Regions from separate parts of the Homo sapiens genome. Here region 2 is linked to region 1. A link is a loop called in an ENCODE intact Hi-C map of the cell type or tissue named here. Cell type or tissue: ascending aorta. All regions are shown on one strand. Each heading gives the region's core, and the rest is flanking DNA. Links, peaks and the distances in the headings are about the cores only. Region 1 overlaps LOC124904731 (a long non-coding RNA gene). Region 2 overlaps ARHGAP35 (Rho GTPase activating protein 35).

Evidence for each region. A loop is a pair of places that touch in the nucleus more often than their neighbours do. Peaks named below come from ENCODE experiments on the same cell type or tissue, not always from the same donor. Only the 100,000 strongest peaks of a DNase experiment are listed, where the experiment ranks them.
Region 2: it touches region 1 in a loop (10-fold over the local background); 1 of 110 quality-filtered maps calls a loop at or near these places.

Annotation. Positions count from the first base shown.
Region 1 is chr19:47,236,378-47,241,747 of GRCh38, forward strand. LOC124904731 (a long non-coding RNA gene) reads right to left here. Exons shown (of 2, transcript XR_007067278.1): 2 at 2,298-3,030. Among named protein-coding and RNA genes, the nearest start is that of BBC3, 7.9 kb to the left of the region's middle. RefSeq lists silencers at 3,254-3,583, 4,968-5,087 and an enhancer at 4,743-5,370. In ascending aorta, for the core only: no CTCF peak of the experiment used is centred there; DNase peaks (open chromatin) are centred at 3,374 and 4,864; H3K4me3 peaks cover 2,149 bases; H3K27ac peaks cover 2,264 bases.
Region 2 is chr19:46,929,660-46,935,029 of GRCh38, forward strand. The region is part of intron 2 of ARHGAP35 (Rho GTPase activating protein 35); the gene reads left to right. Among named protein-coding and RNA genes, the nearest start is that of ARHGAP35, 71 kb to the left of the region's middle. In ascending aorta, for the core only: no CTCF peak of the experiment used is centred there; a DNase peak (open chromatin) is centred at 2,890; H3K27ac peaks cover 3,101 bases.

The sequences.
Region 1 (5,370 bases), core at 313-5,312:
GATAGTGGGAATCTGGCTTGGTGGCTGGAGGTAGAAAAGATGGGGAGAGGCCAAGAGTCTATTTGGCCATAAGCGTTATCACTAGTCAAAATCCTCCCCACAGCTGGGCGTGGTGGCTCACGTCTGTAATCCCAGTATCACGGAAGGCCGAGATGGGTGGATCACCTGAGCCCAGGAGTTCCAGACCAGCCTGGGCAACATGCGGAAACCTAACTGGGGAGGCTGGGGTGGGAGGAACGCTTGAGCCTGTGAGGTCGAGGCTGCAGTAGGCTGTGATCGCACCATTGCACTCCAGCTTGGGCGACAGAGCGAGACCCTTTCTCAAAAGCAAAACAAAACACCAGCCTGGCCAACATGGCAAAGCCTCGTCTCTACTAAAAATACAAAAATTAGCTGGGTGTGGTGGCACATGCCTGTAATCCCAGCTACTCTGGAGGCTGAGGCAGAAGAATCGATTGAACCCGGGAGGCGGAGGTTGTAGTGAGCCGAGATCGCGCTACTGCACTGCAGCCTGGGCAACAGAGCAAGACTCCGCCTCAAAAATAAAAAACCGACCCCCACCCCCAAAACAACAACAACACAAAACCCTTGTGGGCAAAGAAAAAGAAGTTTGTGGGTGGGTCAAGGGCTGCCTCTTTTTTTTTTTTTTTTTTTGACAGGGTCTTGCTCTGTTGCCCAGGCTGGAGTGCAGTGGCATGATCACAGCTGATGATCACAGCTCACTGCAGCTTCCACCTCCTAGGCTCAAGCAATTCTCCCACCTCAGTTTCCCGAGTAGCTGGGACTACAGGTGCACACCACCACACCTGGCTAATTTTTAAATTTTCTGTAGAGATGAGGTCTCACTGTGTTGCCTACCCAGGCATGTTTCCAACTCCTGGCCTGAACCCATTCGCCTGCCTTGGTTTCCTAAGCCCGCATGCAGCCCTCATGAAAGACTGTGGGCTGTGAGTCCAGATGGCCTGACTTAGAATCCCCTCTGCCACCTGTGGGTGATGTTGGGGAAGTGGTCACAGCTCTGTGCCTCAGTTTCCTCATCTGTGAGTTGAGACAGCACAGGTCCCTACCTCATAGGATGTGCAGTCAGAATGTGAATAACAATAAAACATTGGGCTAGGCACACAGTGGCTCATGCCTGTAATCCCAGCATTCTGAGAAACTGAGGCAGGAGGATTGCTTGAGCCCAGGAGTTCCAGACCAACCTAGGCAACATAGTGAGACCCCTGTCTCTACAAAAAATTTAAAAAATAATCAGGCGTGGTGGTGTGCACCTGTGGACCCAGTTACTTGGGAGGCTGAGGAAGGAGAATGGCTGGAGCCCAGGAGGACAAGACCACAGACAGCTGTGATCCCATCACTGCACTCCAGCCTGGGCGACAGAGCGAGACTCTGTCTCAAAAAAATAAATAAATAAAATAAAAAGACCCTGTTTTATAAATAAATAAACAAAAAAAAATTAAACAATAAAAGTACTGGGGCATGATGGATGTTTAATATATGTTACTTGTCATTACTATTACCAGTGTGGGAGTCCGTTGACTCTCTGAGAATCCAAGCAAGGAAACCTCTAGCTAAGGACCCCTCCGCCTCTTTTATGAGAACAGGGTCTCACTCTATCACCCACGCTTGAATGCAGCGGTGTGATCTTGGCTCACTGCAACCTCCGCTTCCCAGGCTCTGGTGATCCTCCTGCCTCAGCCTCCTGATTAGCTGGGACTACAGGCCTGTGCCACCACGCCCAGCTAATTTTTGTATTTTTAGTAAAAATGAGGTTTCACCATTTTGCCCAGGCTGGTCTTAAACTCCTGGGCTCAAATGATCCTCCCACCTCAGCCTCCCAAAGTACTGGGATTACAGGCATGAACCACTGGACCCGGCCTGGACCCCTATTTTTTTTTTTTTTTTTTGAGACGCAGTCTCACTCTGTCACCCAGGCTGGAGTGCAGAGTGGCATGATCTCAGCTTACTGCGACCTATGCCTCCCAATTCTCCTGCCTCAGCCTCCTTCCAGTTCAAGCGATTCTCCTGCCTCAGCCTCCTCCCAGTTCAAGCGATTCTCCTGCCTCAGCCTCCCGAGTAGCTGGGACTACAGGCATGTGCCACCATGCCTGGCTAATTTTTTTTTTTTTTACTTTTTTTTTTTTTTTGAGATGGAGTCTTGCTTGCCCTGTCACCCATGCTTGAGTGCAGTGGTGCGATCTTGGCTCACTGCAACCTATGCCTCCCAGGTTCAAGCGATTCTCCTCCCTCAGCCTCCTGAGTAGCTGGGACTACAGGTGTGCACCACCACGCCCGGCTAATTTTTGTATTTTTAATAGAGACAGGGTTTAGCCATGTTGGCCAGGCTGGTCTTGAACTCCTGACCCCAGGTGATCCACCGGCCTAGGCCTCCCAAAGTTCTGGGATTACAGGCCGTGAGCTACTGAGCCCGGCCCAGGACCCCTATTTTTATGGGGCCAAGATGCCTGCATTCTCTTCTGGGAAGGATCATCAGCCCTGTGTTCAAAAGCCATGATGCCTGAATCCAGTTTGGGGAGAGACAGCAAGTCCCTGTGTTCATGGGGTCAGGATGCCCAGGTCTACTTCTGGGAGGAGGACAGTTCGTGTCTATTTGCACAGATGCTCATGTTGAGGCTGGGGTCTCAAACTAGTGGTCCGCAGGCCGTCCACGAGTGCGTTTTCTTGACTCTGTGCAGTTTCGTATTTTGAGTGTTAATGCCTCTCCCACGGGCGCACAGCACAGAGGAACGATAACTCCGACATGGGTTCAAATGATGACCTTGAGCAAGCAGCTTCTCCGCTCTGTGCCTCAGTTTCCCTCACTGTCCAAAAGGGATCTGCACAGGCAGGACCAAAAATATTGTGAAGATAAAATGAGTTCGTATTTGTAACATACTTAGAATAGTGCCCGGAGGTAGTAAGCCGGATGTGAAGTGCTGGTGAGACAAAATAGAGCTGGTTGACTGCAGACCTAAAACCGTCTCGTCTCCAAGATCTTGTCTGCCATTCTGGGCAAGCAGATTTCGCAGCCTGGGGAGAGGGAGTTGGGAAGGACTTAACTTTTCACCGCAGGGCCTGAGTCCTGGCTTTCCGCGGTGGGGAAGGGGTCTCCCGGGTCCCCTCGGTGTGGCCGGCCCTGCAGGCCGGGAGGCTGGACCGGGGCCGGGTGGGGGCTGGGCGGGGGCGCGGGCGTCCGCAGGGTCCGAGCGGCCGGCGCGCGTGTGAAGGTTACCGCTTCCCGGCGGGGCGGGGGCCGCGCGCTGTTGCTGGGGTCTGCGGGGCCTGCCTGCGCCCGCGCCCCCCCTCCTTCCCGGCCAGCCAGTGAGCGGTACCCGCCGCCGTTGCCAGGGGAAACTCGCCGCCCCGTTACCCAGCAACAAGCCTGGCCCAACCAGGCGCGAGGACCCCCCAGGCCCCGCCCGCCGCTGCCCACCGCGTGCCCAATGCCAGGCGGGCAGAGCCGGCCCAGCTCCCGGAGACGGCGAGCGCGCTCATTGGCCACCGCCGCGTCCGCCCGGATCTGGGGGAGCCCTCGGCGCGGGGGGCGGGGAACCGGGCCCCGGGGAGCTGCCGGGCGCGCGGCCTGCAAACCTGCGACCGGCTGGGGTGATACCCGGGCTGTGCACCATCCACCTCCCTGCTCCCCTGTCCCGCACTCTCGGGTGAGGATGGGCAGTTGGGATGGGCTGGAAACGGGGTTGTGCATTCTGTTCCTACCCCCAGAATGGCACCCTGGAGTTGGCCTTGTGCCACCAAGGGTCCCCCTCCCACAAGGAGACCTGAGCATCCTGACTCCGTGAAGACAGGGACTGGTTGTTTCCCGCTCCCCCGCTCCCCGCCCCGCAGGTATCGTGGCTCTGGAACATAACGGTTGAAGTTCCCTCCCAGAAAACAACCCAGGCGTCCTGGCCTTATAAAAATAGGGTGTCACTGCACCCCCAAAGGACCCAGGCATGCCTGGCCCCGTGAAAACAAGGAGATGAGCCCCCTCCTCTTAGGAGATGCAGATGTCCCAGCCCCGGGACACAAGAACTCAGGGTCCCCCCAGAAGGGGACACAGTCATGTCTGATCCCAGGAAAACTAGGGCTGAACATCCCACTCCCACAAGAAACACGGACTCAGGCCTTTGGGCTCCCGACCCTGAGATGTTACAGAGCTCCTGGGCATCTTGGCCCTCACCACATTGATGCTGGGAGACACTCCTGTCCCTAACAGTCACCAGACCCTCAGGTGTCCAGTTTACCTAGGTGGGACCACCTGCCCAGCTCCAAGGTGCAGACCTGCCCACTTCCCACCCCTCTGAGCCCTTTTCCCCAGGGTCCAGGTGGTTGATCTCCCAGGACGTGGGCATCTGACTTCAGAGCCGCTTTCCTTACCTGTTGGCACCGACCCCCCACCTTGCGCCAGGGTCCCAGGCCTCATAGTGCCAAGGACCCCAGAAGTCCAAGCCCCGTGTCTCTGATTCCCCAGACACCTGGCCAAGCGACCCAGCCCCTCACAGTGATGTGGCTGGGGAGGAGGGAGTAGTGGAGAGGTTGGGGGGCCCTCCCCAGTCCCAGACCCCCAGGTCTGGAAGATCCAGCCCTGCAGCACCTTTACTTGGCCCCGTGGATCCAGACTGGGAGCCCCCAGCCTCGAGAGACCGTAACGTGCATGGCTGGGCCACTTCAGAGAGGCCCAATTCCTCAGTCCCCTCCCTCCCGGGAGACCCAAGGCAGAGCCGCCTGCAGCTCCAGACCCCAGCTCCAGACTTGGTGAGCCCAGGTGCGGCCCGCCCCTACCCTGGTACCTGGCGGGGCGGAGTTGAGGATTACTCAGCCTCCAGAATGAGGCGATGACATCATCCTGGGGGGGGTTGACTAATGGCCGCGCTGGGGGGGGCGGGGAAGTTTACCCGGTAACAGCGGCTGCCGCACGGCCCCGCCCCCGGGGAAGGGCTGGGAGGGGGAGGCACAGCCTGCGCTGGCGCACACACAAACACACACACACACACACACACACACACACACAGCGCATCCCTCCCCCACCGTCCCACATCTAACACAGCTTCCTGGGGCAAGGGCAGGGGTGCGGGGGTTGGGTGTTTGTGTGACTATGTGTGTGTGTGCTGGAGTCCTCTGTGGATTTGTGTCAGTGTGCTGTTGTGTCAGGGGGTTCACACATTACGGTGGGGTTGTGTCAGTGTGTGCTACTGTGTGTCACTTGATGGATTGTGTGTCAGTGTGATGGTGTGTGTCAGCATGCTACATTTGTCACAATGCTACATGTCATGGGCTGCTGTGACAATGTGATTGTGTGTCAGTGTACAATTGTGTGATGTTCTGGTGTGCTGTGTGTGATCATGATGGTGTGATGTGTGTGGTTCTGTG
Region 2 (5,370 bases), core at 55-5,054, 310 kb before region 1:
TCCCAGCACTTTGGGAGGCCGAGGTGGGCAGATCACTTGAGGTCGGGAGTTCAAGACCAGCCTGACAAACATGGAGAAACCCCCTCTTTACTAAAAGTACAAAATTAGCCGGGCTTGGTGGCACATATATGTTAATCCCAGCTACTCAGGAGGCTGAGGCAGAAGAATCACTTGAACCCAGGAGGTGGAGTTTGCAGTGAACCAAGATCGCACCATTGCACTCCAGCCTGGGCAACAAGAGCGAAACTCCATCTCAAAAAAAAAAAAAAATTAAAAAAATTTTTTAAAAGTTGGGGTCTCACTATGTTTCTAGGCTGGTCTCAAAACTCTTGGCCTTAAGCAGTCCTCCCATCTGGGCTTCCCAAAGTGTTGGGATTACAGGCATGAGTCACTGCACCTGGCTGGTGTTAACTGTTTTTTAAAAAGGCCAGACATGGTGGCTCACACTTGTAATCCCAATGCTTTGGGAGGCCGAGTTTGGCAGATTGCTTGAGCCCAGGAGTTTGAAACTAGCTTGGGCAACATGGCAAAACTCCGTCTCTACAAAATATTATCTGGGCGCGGTGGCACACACCTGTAGTCCCAGCTAGTTGGGAGGCTGAGATGGGAGAATCACCTGAGCCCAGGGAGGTCGAGGCTGCAGTGAGCCATGATTACACCATTGCACTCCAGCCTGGGCAACACAGTGAGACGCTGTCTCAAAAAACCAACTAGAAAACCGAGTTCCGATGCCTGGTTCCCCACCACCCCACCTGCTTCCAGTCCAGTTAAATCAAAATCACTAGGGCTGGTGTCCAGGCACTTTGAAAAAAAAAAAAAAAGACAAAAAAAGGCAGTGAATCCAACAGGCTGGGTTCTGTTTTTTATTTCCTTTATTAGATGTGTTACCAAGCATTTAAAAGGTTTAAACGGCTATACTAGATGGTACAACTCTAGTGAACATATTTTCTGACTCTAAAATCTAGATAAGTAACTTTACATTTATAAGGTTGTTTATGGAGACCAAAAGAGAATATTTGAAGTTGACAGCGTAGGGTCAGTAAGTAGCCCTCCCTGCTGTTCCCACAGAAGATAGAATATTCTTACCTTTTTCCATTGTTGCATAGCTGGTACTTGCTCATGTGGTACCTAGATGAGCTTTGTTTATTGTGGATATGTCTTCTGTTACCAAATAGATTGGAAGTTCATTGAGGGCGGGAGACGACTTTGGTCCTAGTATTAGCTCTGCTGCCAGTTTGTTATGTGGCCTTGGGGTGATTCATAAATTCATTAAAAAAAAACAAACCAAGACTCTTGCCTTCTAGGAACTTAGCCTAGTAGAATATTTGTTGTATGTGTACGTAAATAACTGTACCTCATTCAGTACCTACAGAGGGAATTAGGACTTCATCTGGCGGTTTTTAAAAGGCTTATGATATAGTACTGCCAAAGTATGAACAAGGCCTTCTGAGCCTCACCTCCTCACACACTAGTGTGAGCAGCACAGTGTAAGGAGAAATGAGAATCTCTACCACAGAGATAGTCTGCGTCTCAGCTCAATTTGAGAAAATAGAAAGGAACATTGGCCCAGTACATTATTGGAAACTGTTTTTGTTCAGCAAATACATTGAGTGCCCACTGCACGTCAGGCCCTGGAACCCAACCATCTTCCCAGCTGATAGAAGGCCCTTCTTTTGGCTCTTACCTATCCCCTGGCTTCCATTCTACTCTTTTTCTTGCCCCAGTGGACTTGGACAGGGTCTGTGGACTGGGCTTACAGCCGAGTGGGGAGCAGAGGCAGTGACAGATGCAGCTTCCTACTCTGCCACAGTCGGGAGTTTCCTCTTTATGCCCTGTGTCTGAAAAGCCGAGAGACCAGAGGTAGTTGCCAGGCACCATTTCTCCCCAGTGCACCACGGGCATAAACTATTATTTATAAACTTTGCCATGATTAATATCAAGACCAAAAATCAGGTGTGTTTTTAAGCAAACTATGAGGTACAAAGCAATGGACTATGTTGTTCATTTTTTTAAAATCAGTCTAAAAGGCCAAGGTGAAGGTGTTTCAGGCTGGCCCAGTCCTTTGTGTATGGCAGTGGCATTTCTTCGTGGAGGAGATAGACCATGCAGGGGAAAGAGCATGGGGCTTTGGCATTCAAAGATCACCGTACACTAAGTGCTGGCTGTGAATCTCCATGAGTCTCTGTTTTCTCAACTGTAAAATGGGTCTAAATAACCCTTACCTTGCAGAGTGGTCGTGAAGTTTTGAATAATTGTGCAGAGCAGCTACCACCATGCCCAGCCACTCCTAGGGAATCTCTGTTCCATTTTTGACCCAGTTGGACTCTAAACTTAAGAGGTGGCCGGGCACGGTGGCTCACACCTGTAATCCCAGCACTTTGGGAGGCCAAGGCAGGTGGATCACTGGAAGTCAGGAGTTCAAGAACAGCCTGGCCAACATGGTGAAATCCCGTCTTTACTAAAAATACAAAAACTTGCTGGGCATGGTGGCTCATGCCTATAATCCCAGCTACTCAGGAGGCTGAGGCAGGAGAATGGCTTGAACTGAGGAGGCGGAGGTTGTAGTGAGCCAAGATTGCGCTACGGCACTCCAGCTTGGGTGACGGAGTAAGACTCCATTTCAGTAAAAATAAATAAATAAACTTAGAGGCACACATGTGGAGATTGTTCTCAGGGATTGAATTCCTCTGGCTAGATGCTTTTTTCAGTTCAGCCTGCTAATAGGTAAGTGCCTCCGGAAGAAGATGGATGTTGGGTGTTGTTACTTTCTCCTTTTCAAGGACCTGTTGCTGAAAGTGCACCCAATAACTCCCTGAAGAGTGACACACGTCTGACTGGGGGCATGAGATATCTGGCAGGCCACTCAGGAGAATGGCATTTCCATGAGAAATATGCCCAGTAACCCTTCAGATGCCTGAAGTGTTGTTTCTATCAGCAGTCTGGCCCAGCTCTTGGCATGCACCCCAAACCCTGATTTTCTTACTAGGAAGGTTTAGAATTCATTTTGCAAGAGTTCCAATTTTGTGACACCCTAGAGAGCCTTCAGTTATCTCAAGGAGGTATTCTGAAATTCTGTAAACCAGAGTTTGTCTTAAAAAATAGGGAGTGAGATTGAATCCACGTCACTCAGCAAGGAGGTGGGGTGATGCTACTGCAAAAGCTTACCCTCCACATCCACTGTTGTAAATGGAAGGATTGAACTAAATCTGGGGCTCTTTGAGGTGAAAGAGATAGGAGCAGTTGTCTCAGTTAGCCTTCCGTCTCTCTTATCGCTCCCAATGTGACCCTTTGGAGCCATGTAAAAGAAGCCTGCTCTATAGTCAATAGGTAGCTCTATAGCTATTTGAAAATAGCTATCAGAGTGCCCCATTATTCTCTTTGCCAATTTAAAGTTCCCTGGTATTTTATATGAGTGGATCTTTATTACCTTTAGAAACCTTTGGAAGTCCTCCAGATAATCAGTGATCAGTGTGCCTTCTTTTTTTTTTTTTTTTTTTTTTCCGAGACAGGGTCTCCTGCTATCACCCAGGCTGGAGTGCAGTGGCACAATTTTGACTCACTGCAGCCTTCACCTCCCCAGCTCAAGCAATCCTCCCACTGCAGCCTCTCGAGTTGCTGGGACTACAGGCATGCATCACCACACCCAGATAATTTTTTTGTAATATTTTTTGTAGAGATGGGGTTTCACCACGTTGGCCAGGCTGGTCTCAAACTCTGGCCTCAAGTGATCTGCCAACCTCAGCCTCCCAAAGTGCTGGAATTACAGGCATGAGCCACCAAGCCCAGCTAGTGTGCTTTTATTCACTTACTCAGTCATCCATTTATTTATTCTCTCCATCTCAAGAATTTTCACTAGATTATAAGCCGTGGTGGTTAAAAGCACAGGTTTCGCAGTCATACAGACCTGACTTTGTCAAGTTACTTTTTCTAGGAGTTGGCCTCTATCAAATGGAGTTTTTAATACCCACACCCACAAATATTTTGAATCTGGAGTGCTTGTAAAGAATTTATACTGGCTGGGTGCGGTGGCTCATGCCTGTAATCCCAGCACTTTGGGAGTCCGAGGCAGGAGGGTCCCTTGAGCCCAGGAAGCTGTGGTTGTAGGGAGCTATGACTGCGCCACTGCACCGCAGTCTGGATGACAGAGCGAGACCCTATCTAAAAAAGAACTTATGCTAGGTTCTGGTACACAGAAACTACTCAGTTGATGAAGGCTAAATTTCCTGGCTAAGTTAGATTGTTAGAACACACCAGCATCATCTTGTTCCTAGTATTAAGAGGGTGGGGGAATGTAAGATTGAAATTTGTTGTCTGTTTCCTAGAACCATGGTTAGAAGGAGGCTTTAAGGTGATTAGGAATAGCTTCTTTGCAGCTTCCATTTCTGTTCCTTCACAGCGGTTTATTTGGAAGCCTGTTTTATTGAACAGTGCTGTTAGTTTCAACAGGCATATTCTGTAGGATTTGAGATTGTTAAAAACTTCAATGATAGAAGATGGATGAATGTGATTTAAGTACAGATGCTCTTTGGTTATTCAGATTGTATAGCTAACCTTTTAAACTCCAAATGTAAAACTTTTCGACTTTTAACCTTTTAAACTTTAAATTAAAAAAAAATAGGAAACATTTTAAGTGGGGAGAGCATTGTTTGAATCATTGTTATCTGGTTGCAACAATGTGTGAAACAGAGGCACTCAGCCCCTCTTCCCCACCCCGCCCCTCCTCCCGGAGACACAGTCTTGCTCTGTCGCCCAGGCTGGAGTGCAATGGCACAATCTCGGCTCACTGCAACCTCTACCTCCTGGGTTCAAGTGATTCTCCCACCTCAGCCTCCTGAGTAGCTGGGATTACAGGCACTTGCCATCATGCCCGGCTAATTTTTGTATTTTTGTAGAGACAGGGTTTCACTATGTTGGCCAGGCTGGTCTCGAACTCCTGATCTCAGGTGATCCGCCCGCCTTGCCCTCCCAAAGTGCTAGGATTACAGGTGTGAGCCACCATACCCGGCCAGCCCTCTTATTTATTATTTTGAGACGGGGTCGCACTTTGTCACCCAGGCTGGAGTGCAGTGGCACGATCTCAGCTCACTACAGCCTCGACCTCCTGGGCTCAGGCGATCCTCCCACCTCAGCTTCCCAGGTATCTGGGACTATAGGTGTGCGCTACCACGCCCAGCTAATTGTTTTTGTATTTTTTGTAGAGATGGGGTTTCACCATGTTGCCCAGGCTGGTCTTGAACTCCTGAGCTCAAGCAATTTGCCCACCTCAGCCTCCCATAGTGCTAGGATTACAGGCATTAGCCACCATGCCCAGCCTTAAATTCTTTATGTTATACTTCATATAAGTAGAAGATGCTAGAGACACAGTATAGA